Regions from separate parts of the Homo sapiens genome. Here all the other regions are linked to region 1. The links are chromatin contacts, found by Hi-C in ENCODE. All regions are on one chromosome and are shown on one strand. Each heading gives the region's core, a stretch centred on a gene start or an enhancer-like site at or near the end of the contact. The rest is flanking DNA. Distances are from core to core; before and after follow the strand shown. Region 1 overlaps LARGE1 (LARGE xylosyl- and glucuronyltransferase 1). Region 2 overlaps LARGE1 (LARGE xylosyl- and glucuronyltransferase 1). Region 3 holds the start of LARGE-AS1 (LARGE antisense RNA 1).

The links. Hi-C counts contacts between places; a loop is a spot of excess contacts on that map.
Region 2: a map of cardiac septum shows a loop between it and region 1 (2.4-fold over the local background). The contact joins two enhancer-like sites. A Hi-C loop is called at or near these places in 2 of 168 maps with a recorded cell type or tissue (Right ventricle myocardium inferior and cardiac septum).
Region 3: a map of Right ventricle myocardium superior shows a loop between it and region 1 (2.9-fold over the local background). The contact joins the promoter of LARGE-AS1 here to the enhancer-like site in region 1. A Hi-C loop is called at or near these places in 3 of 168 maps with a recorded cell type or tissue (Right ventricle myocardium inferior, Right ventricle myocardium superior and chondrocyte).

Annotation. Positions count from the first base shown.
Region 1 is chr22:33,779,339-33,782,274 of GRCh38, reverse strand. All of the region lies in intron 1 of LARGE1 (LARGE xylosyl- and glucuronyltransferase 1), which reads left to right. Among named protein-coding and RNA genes, the nearest start is that of LARGE-AS1, 56 kb to the right of the region's middle. RefSeq lists an enhancer at 1,996-2,497. Within about 2 kb of position 1,299, at least 3 of the 41 ENCODE cell types and tissues checked have a DNase peak (open chromatin) inside an H3K27ac peak, as active enhancers do.
Region 2 is chr22:33,822,137-33,824,943 of GRCh38, reverse strand. The region is part of intron 1 of LARGE1 (LARGE xylosyl- and glucuronyltransferase 1); the gene reads left to right. Among named protein-coding and RNA genes, the nearest start is that of LARGE1, 97 kb to the left of the region's middle. Within about 2 kb of position 1,348, at least 4 of the 41 ENCODE cell types and tissues checked have a DNase peak (open chromatin) inside an H3K27ac peak, as active enhancers do.
Region 3 is chr22:33,723,571-33,726,325 of GRCh38, reverse strand. LARGE-AS1 (LARGE antisense RNA 1) reads right to left here and starts at 1,340. Exons shown (of 7, transcript NR_038950.1): 1 at 1,225-1,340; 2 at 570-714. The region is part of intron 2 of LARGE1 (LARGE xylosyl- and glucuronyltransferase 1); the gene reads left to right.

The DNA.
Region 1 (2,936 bases), core at 50-2,549:
AAGGATAGGGGCTACTCTCCCTCCCGTCTTAAATGCGTCTCAGTCATGAACCTTGCCATATTTTAGTGCTTTAAACATTTTTAAAAATAGTTGATTTGAGGAGGAGGAGGATAAAACAAACAGCAGAACCCAAAAAGAAGAACTCGGACTCCAGACTTAATTCTATCCTTTGCCCTCTGGCTAACTTTGGATATGCCAATTCTTTGTCTGAGCCTCATTTTCCCCATGCAGATAATTTACATTGTATTAGAGAACTACCTCCTCCCCAAGCTCTCTTTCAGGCTTAAATTCAGTGATCTTGAGTCTGTGTGTGTGTATATATATATATGTATATACACACACACACATTGATTTTCTTTTACCATGTGCTGGTTCTTTCAGTCTCTTGCTGCTTTCTGTTATCCACGGAGCTGGCATTGCTTTCTATTTTTATCAGTGTACTATTTAAATATAGAAATAAATATCTTATGTATATCTATTTGTGTGTGTGCATAAAGCAGTGGAATTTATGGACTAATGCGGTCACTTACGTAAATTACTTAGCACGGGGTTTGGCACATACTAAGTGCTAGATAAGTATTATTTGCTAGGTGAGTGATGGGTCACCCTGGGGTAGACCAGTTGACATTTGCTCATATGGAACTTGTTCAGTGAATTGTCCTAAGTGATCACAGCTGGAAGCTGCCTTGGTCTTTGGATGGGGCTTCTGCTGTCTGCATTCTTTCCTCTTTGCTTTCACTAGTTTCTGGAACACGTCAGTGTGAATTTTTTTTTAAGGCAGAGTCTCGTTCTGTTGCCCAGGCTGGAATGCAGTGGTGCAATCTTGGCTCACTGCAACCTCCACCTCCCAGGTTCAGGTGATTCTCCTGCCTCAGCCTCCCGAGTAGCTGGGATTACAGGCACCCACCACCATGCCTGGCTAATTTTTGTATTTTTAGTAGAGATGGGGTTTCACCTCATGTTGGCCAGGCTGGTCTTGAACTCCTGACCTCAGGTGATCTACCCATCTTGGCCTCCCAAAGTGCTGGGATTACAGGTGTGAGCCACAGCACCTGGCCGTCAGTGTGAAATTATAGATTTGGAAAAACAAATCCTGTGAGAAGAGCAATTTACCGTACCCTGCTCTCTTCAAGTGACGTGGGAAATGAAAAACGTCCAAACTAAGACAAATTTATTGGATACCAAAACCACCAGGCTATTGATTCTTAAAGCCAGACAACAAGGTTATGAATTGGGTGATAAAAATGGAAAGCATTTAGCTTGACTTCTAAGGCGGGGCAGCTTTGTGCGCTATCGCAGTTATTGGGTTCTACTGACAGCCCCACAACTAATGACCTAGCACTTATTAACCAGAGTGTTTACTCTATGTGCTACATCTGTCTAATGTGTTGTGTGAGTGAGATATATCTGAACAATTTGATTTTGTATTGAGGCCGGGGTGCCTGAGACTTACTCTGTAACTTTGAAGGCTGCAAGAACATTAGCTAAAAGTTCTTAGCTGCAGCAAGGAAAGCAAGAAATTGTTCTAAGCCCTAAATAGTTTTGCACTGCTGCAGAGGAGGGATTTATGTCTCCTGATGGGTTTTGGAATGGATAAGCAGATGTTGTGTGTTAGATGTTAGAGATCAGTTATTGAACCCACAGTTATTTTAATTTGGATGCTGAAATTCAGAGAGGCTGTGTTCATCAGGGTCATAGTCAGTTGCTGACTGAGATTTCCTAAAGCTTGGCTTCATGCTCCTTCTTTCACACCATTCAGACTGTTGAGGCCTGTGGCAGCTGTCAAGACCGTGCTGTCCATCCTCCAGCTGCCTGGAGTGAGCCCCACTGCTCTTCGACAGGGGCTGCTGGGGACTGGGTATCACTGACCCCGTGGAACTGAAATGCCTCTTTTTGACTCTGTCTCACAGTGGTTTACTTGTGTCTTTTACTCGATGGTGCAGGTAACTGTTATGGGTTGAATTCTGTCTCCAGAATTCATATGTTGAAGTTCCAAGCCTCAGTGCCTCAGAATGTGACCTTATTTGGAAATGGGGTTGTTGCAGATGCAATTAGTTGAGGTCATCCTGAAGCCACTTGGGTCCTTAATCCATTACAACCAGCGTCCTTGTAACGGGAAGTTTGGACACAGACGTGCACACAGGCACAATGTCGCGTGAAGGTTGGAGTTGTGTTGCCACAAGCTAAGGTCCTACCAGGAGCTAGGAGAGAGGCCAGGAACAGATCTTTCCCCAGCGCCTTGAGAGTGAGCGTGCCCTGTTCACACCATGATCTTGAACTTCTAGCCCACAGAACTGTGAGACAAGTTTCTGCTGTTTAAGCCACCCAATTTGTAGCACTGTTGTTATAGCAGCCCTGGCAAACTGACACAATAGCCCAGTGAGCATTCTATACCATGAAAGTAGAATTAGGAGAGGAAGATACAGTAGACTGTACCCTCTTACCACCCCCTAGTTCTTCTTTTTTTAATTTTTTTTTAATTTTTTTGAAACAAGAGTTTTGCTCTTGTTGCCCAGGCCAGACTGCAGTTGCGCGATCTTGGCTCACTGCAACCTCCGCCTCCCGGGTTCAAGTGATTCTGCTGCCTCAGCCTCCCAAGTAACTGGGATTACAGCACACGCCACCACACCTCCACATCTGGCAATTTTTGTATTTTGAGTAGAGATGGGGTTTCACTATGTTGGACAGGCTGGTCTCCAACTCTTGACCTCTGGTGATCCACCCACCTCCGCCTCCCAGTGTCCTGAGATTACAGGCATGAGCTACCACGCCTGGCCTTTTGTTTTAAAATGATCAAACTGTCGCTAGGAACTTGATTACTTCTCACTGTAGAGCTGCTGGGTGCCAGATTACAAGCTAGGTACTTCCTGGTTCCACTCTGTACTATTGTGTGTAATGTATGGCATATTATTTAACCTACCCTGAGCTGTGGTTGT
Region 2 (2,807 bases), core at 99-2,598, 43 kb before region 1:
TTGGCCCTTGCTGACCACCTGTGTCTGTCCCTTCTTCCCCAAAACTGTGCAAAAATATGTTGCTGGACAATAGCTGTTATTATATTCAGTGTTATAAACTGACATTTATTGAAGCCATATCGTGTACCAGTACTTCTCTTGACACTTTTCTTGTATTAAGTCATTTCATTTTCATTATAGTCCTATGAGTTACATGCTACTATTATTAGAAAATGTTTGGACTTTATAATTGGTCATATTTTTAAATTCTGGAGTCACCATTTTGTGGTTAAATATAAACCTCGTGTGTAGAGTGGGGGTCATGTGGTTCCAGCACAGGTCCTCAATGAATGTCTACAGGTGAAAGGAATAACATGAATGAGTGTGTAAGTGATATGGTTTGGCTCTGTGTCCCCACCCAAATCTCTTGTCAAATTGTAATCCCCATGTGTTGGAGGAGGGGCTTGGAGGGAGGTGATTGAATCATGGGGGTGGACTTCCCCCTTGCTGTTCTCGTGATAATGAATGAGTTCTCACAAGATCTGATTGTTTAAAAGTGTATAGCATTTCCCCTTTTGCTCTCTCTTTCTCCTTCCACCATGTGAAGGCATGCTTGCTTCCCCTTTGCCTTCTGCCATGATTGTAAGTTTCCTGAGGCTTCCCAGCCATGCTTCCTGTACAGCTTGCAGAACTGAGAGTCAGTTAAACCTCTTCTGCTTATAAATTACCCAGTCTCAGGTAGTTCTTAATAGCAGTGTGAGACTGGACTAATATAGTAAATCATGGACTTGGGGAAATACATATAATGAAGAAATGTTGGTCAATAAAATGTTAGCAAAACTCAATCGGGCATGTGGCATCAACCTTTTGGGTCTATCATTTTCTCATCTGTAAAATGAGGATAATGATATCAGCCTTAAAGGATTGTTCTAAGGATGTGATGGGATAATAATATAAGTACTTACCATGATGGCTTGAAGTTACTGAGCACTCAGCTAATGGCAATAATTACTATTAACTGGTAGACACTTAACAGGGCAAATGAGGAATGAACCATCACTGGGCTGTGGGGTGGTGCTCTCGGGTAACTGTGAAGCCCTGTATCGAGACGTGCCCTTTAAACAGGACAGCATGGAGGAATGAACTGCAGATGACTCAGTTCGAACAAAGATATCCTGACCCCAAAGGGCAGCAGAAAGAGCTCTCTCCATAAATGGGCCTAGCTGGAAAATTCCTCACTATCTATGGGGAAGGCACAATGGGCAGGAGAAGTCATTGGCTGTGTGCAGATGCATCTGTCTACAGTCACACTGTGTATAGGGATGAGTCATTGCTGTGTCCTCAGATGCGGAGGGCAAGGACAGGGACAAATCATGTCGTCGGACCTATCTGAGGGGTGCGTGAGGCTGTGTTCTGGAAGTGTGGCTGGACCTCATTTCCTTTTCCAGTTACAAGTTCCATGTAAACTTAGATAAGCTATTGTAATTATTTTTTACTTCCTGATAGATAGCAAGATGGTTAACTGAGATGAATATTTATTGACCTCTACTCTGTACCAGGCACTGTATCAGATTCTGGGAAGACAGGATGAAAACATAAGGCTTCTGTCCTTGGGCAGCTTATTACACAGGCAAGGAAGCCAGCATTAACAGGTGTACCATGATGCTGTGAAAGCATTTATACATGTGTACATACACACACACAGACACACAGCCTTTGGGCAGCCAAGGTATGTGCTATGGTCTGTGTTGAAGCTCATGAATTTTTCTCATGGGAAGACCTCTAGACTGTTGAGTCATGACTTGTTATTCTTTTTTAATACATCATTTATATTTGTCAGGATGGATTAGGTTGTGCTATTTATATGGACAACCCCGATATCTCTGTGTGGTTGAAATAACAAAGATTTATTTCTTGTGCAACACATTCATCTGTGGTAGGTGTATAGGTGGGGTGTTTTATTCTTCCCCAGGTAACTTATACCCTGGGATGCTGGTGTTTCCACTAGCTGGAGTGTCATAGATCACTGTGGCCAGAGGAAATTGGAACTTGGGGGATCATGTTCTACTTCTGGCTTTTGCTTACAGTTCATTGGCCAAAGCAAGTTACATGGCCACTGCTCACTTCCAGGCGCTGAGGAAGATCATTCCTACGTGTGACTGGAAGGATAGAAACCAGAGGATTTCTGATAGCCTTAACGACTTCCCCTTTGTTCTGACCAGCTTTTTACATTTACATTTCTTTCTTTTAATTCATATTACTTTTTTGAGATGGAGCCTTATTCTGTCACCCAGGCTGGAATGCAGTGGCGTGATCTCGGCTCACTGCAACCTCCGCCTCCTGGGCTCAAGTCATTCTCTTGCCTCAGCCTCCCGAGTAGCTGGGATTACAGACGTCTGCCACCACCCCGGCTAATGGTTGTATTTTTAGTAGAGATGGGGCTTCACCATGTTGGCCAGGCTGGTCTCGAACTCCTGACCTCAGGTTATCTTCCTGCCTCAGCTTCCCAAAGTACTGGGATTACAGGTATGAGCCACTGCACTTTGCATTTCTAAGCTCTTACTGTGCCTGGGCTACATTTGCATTTCTAAGCTATGGGAGATCAGCACAACAGTGCATTTGAAAGGGGAACTTCAGATGCCGGCCAGAAACCTGAGCAAGAAGTGACAATCTGACCTCTAAGAGAAGTATAGGAAAGCCCTGCCTACCAGCTATAAGAACTCAAACTGGGGCAGAATGGAACCATGGCATAGGGTAGGGCTGATTGTCCAGACATGTTTGTAGCTCCCAAGGGCACACATAGTGCTGTTGGCAGCTTAGTGAGATTT
Region 3 (2,755 bases), core at 91-2,590, 56 kb after region 1:
TTCTTGGCAGAGCTTGGCTTAGGACTACTTTTCATCCATTCCCTGTTCTTTTCCATATTTCCCAGTTTTCCCATTTTTGTCTCAATCTGTCTGCCTGTCTGTTGCACTCTACCCATCTACTTATTTACCTGTCGGCTTCCACTGTGCTCTAGAATGTTGCCCACTGTGATCTTTTGGGCAAGTTAATGTCTCAGGGCCCAGTTTCCTCAACTGGAAAAAAAAAAAAAAAAGAGTAGCTGTGAAAATAAATAGTGATTTATAAGCGCTAGATTTTGGGGGCTGGAGAATCCTTCCTTATGGGGGGCAGGGAGGCTGTCTTGTGAACTGTATGACATTTTGCAGCTTTCCGAACCTACTATGTACCAGCAGCATCTCTCCCCTGATTTGTGACTCCAAAAGTGTCTCCAGACATTGCCAAATGTCTCCGCGGCAGGGGGGCAAATTGCCCTTGGCTGAAAAGTACTGGCACAGAGTAAGCAATTATTAAATATTGTTTTAAAAAAAACACTGTCATTATGACTATTCTGCAGTTATTTAATTTATCTGAAAAGTGTTCATTTGGTGCTTACTGTATATACTGCAGAGCTCTGAGCCGTGAGAGGCAAGTGGAAAATGTAAGCCTGATGTTCTTGCTTTCTAGGAGATTACGATGCGGTTCACAGTCACACACCTGTGGATGGGCTTCCGAGGGGGCTTTGAACGTTTTGTTTCAACCTAAATTTAGCAAAAGGACAATTGTGAGGCTTGAGAGGCATGTCTGCATGCTCCCAGACCTTCTCTTTGGGTTCGTGGTCCTCCCCTACCCTGCCCCTTTTGATTACCAGTGAATGCAGCAGTGGTGACAGGTAAATGACCTTGTTGGTTGGTCCTCTAGTTCCTGATGAACCCTCAACTGGGAGGGACTGTCTGTGAATCAGAGCAGCTGGCTCTTTGAAAAGAAAGGCACTATTGCACAGTTGCTGCTGCTGACCCTTGCATTCAGAATACCGGCCGAGGCCAATGGGCAGGTCACCACCCTGTCGCCTCTGTGCTCCTGCCTCCCAGACCACATCCTGGGATTCTTCCCTCGCCCCATGCAGTAGCAGAAGGGTGTCACAAAGCGACTCTGCTCAGACCCACCATCAGACCTGACCGCTGGCCTTTCCAGAGCTTCCAGAGCCACTCAGCCCTGCCCTCCTGGCTCTGCCTCCCGCGGCCCCCACCCTTGTGTCTTCTCTTACTCACCTCACACACACCTGCTCTCCTCACTGTGCGCACTGCCCTGGCCCCGCTTCTGGGAATGCTCTTTCCATGGATCCCTTGTAGCCCCTTTACTTCCTGCAGGTCTTTGTTTACACTTCACCTTGTGAGAGAGGGCCCTTTATGAAGTCAGAATCAGAACCCTCCTCCTCCCACCCCACCTTTCCTTCCTTTATTTCCTTCACAACTCTGATCACTGCCTGATGCCTCCACTGTATTTGCTGGCTGTTGAGACTGTCTCTTTTCTATGTTCTCCCGCTGGACTGTAAACTCCCTGAGGGCAGGTGATTGGTTGGTCATGTTCAGTACACTTAGAAGTGCCCAGCTTGTCCCAGACACTCAGTAATAATTGCCGAATGAATGAATGGATGAATAAATGAATGAGCCAAGGGAGAAGAAGTTACCATGACTGTTACAAAGTTGATAAATGCATGCAGAGCCTTTGTTCACCATTTTCTGGGAGGAATGGGTCTCCCGTACCATAGCCTGTGGGCATGGCTGGGTGGAGTTTGGTCTACATTATATCAACTCTTCCCTTCTCTATCTGGAGATAATTCTCTCCTGGGTAATGAGCCTACTGGAGCATACAGATGAGGGCACGAAGGTGACCCTTATAGAACTGTGGCTGAGAGCCAGGGATTCCCACTTCCACCTCCACCCCCATAGCATCATCAGTCTAGTCAAGAAAGACCCGTGGTCTTTGTATTATGGGACTTAGTCCTTCATTGTCCCTGTGGCTCTGCTTTTCACCCCTGTCTCATGCTCTCCTCCTTCACCCTTCCCATCTGATGTGTGCTGAATTGTTAGGAGAACAGCAAAAATGCATTCCTTTGCTGACACTTCTCTACCTGTGGTTGTCTTCCACTCTGCGTCATGTGCCGTATCCGCCTGTCACCCCGGCACACTGTCAGCCACGCAGCCTCTCGTTCCCTGTGTTTCCTTGCACACTCGTGCTCTGCTGGCCTCTGTCACTCTCACTGGGCGTCCTGCCTGCCTTCCCACCCCCTGCACGTGTCCCTGTTGGCACTTCCCTATTCACACTCTCCTCTCCACCAAGCTTCCTTTGACGCTTCCTCTTTCAAGCTGTGCAGCCTTCTTCAGCTGACAGTTCAGCATCGTTCCATTTCTGAAGCAGGGAATTGGTTTGGTGGGCACTAGCTCCAAGTTTGCCTTTGTGGTATTTCTAGCCTCCTTCATTCTCTTTCCTGTTTTGGCTGCAACCAAAGGCTGGGCTCAGTGATGAATCGCAATTGGGTTTGGTGGCCCAGCCGGGCCCTTCTCAGGTTAAGGGTGGTATAGGGAGTTGTGTGAATGAATGAGGTCCCGCAGAGAGACCATCACACATGGGTAGAGGGGGAAAAAAGGGGGGCTCAGAATGCCTGTGTGGATGGCAGTCTCCTGAAATACAGGAGTTTTTCTCTCTAAGGTACACCACAAATTTTATCTTCCAACATTTCTTAGTCATTTTCCAAATTCCATGTCCCTTTTCCCTTGATTTGTTGATTAACTTCATATG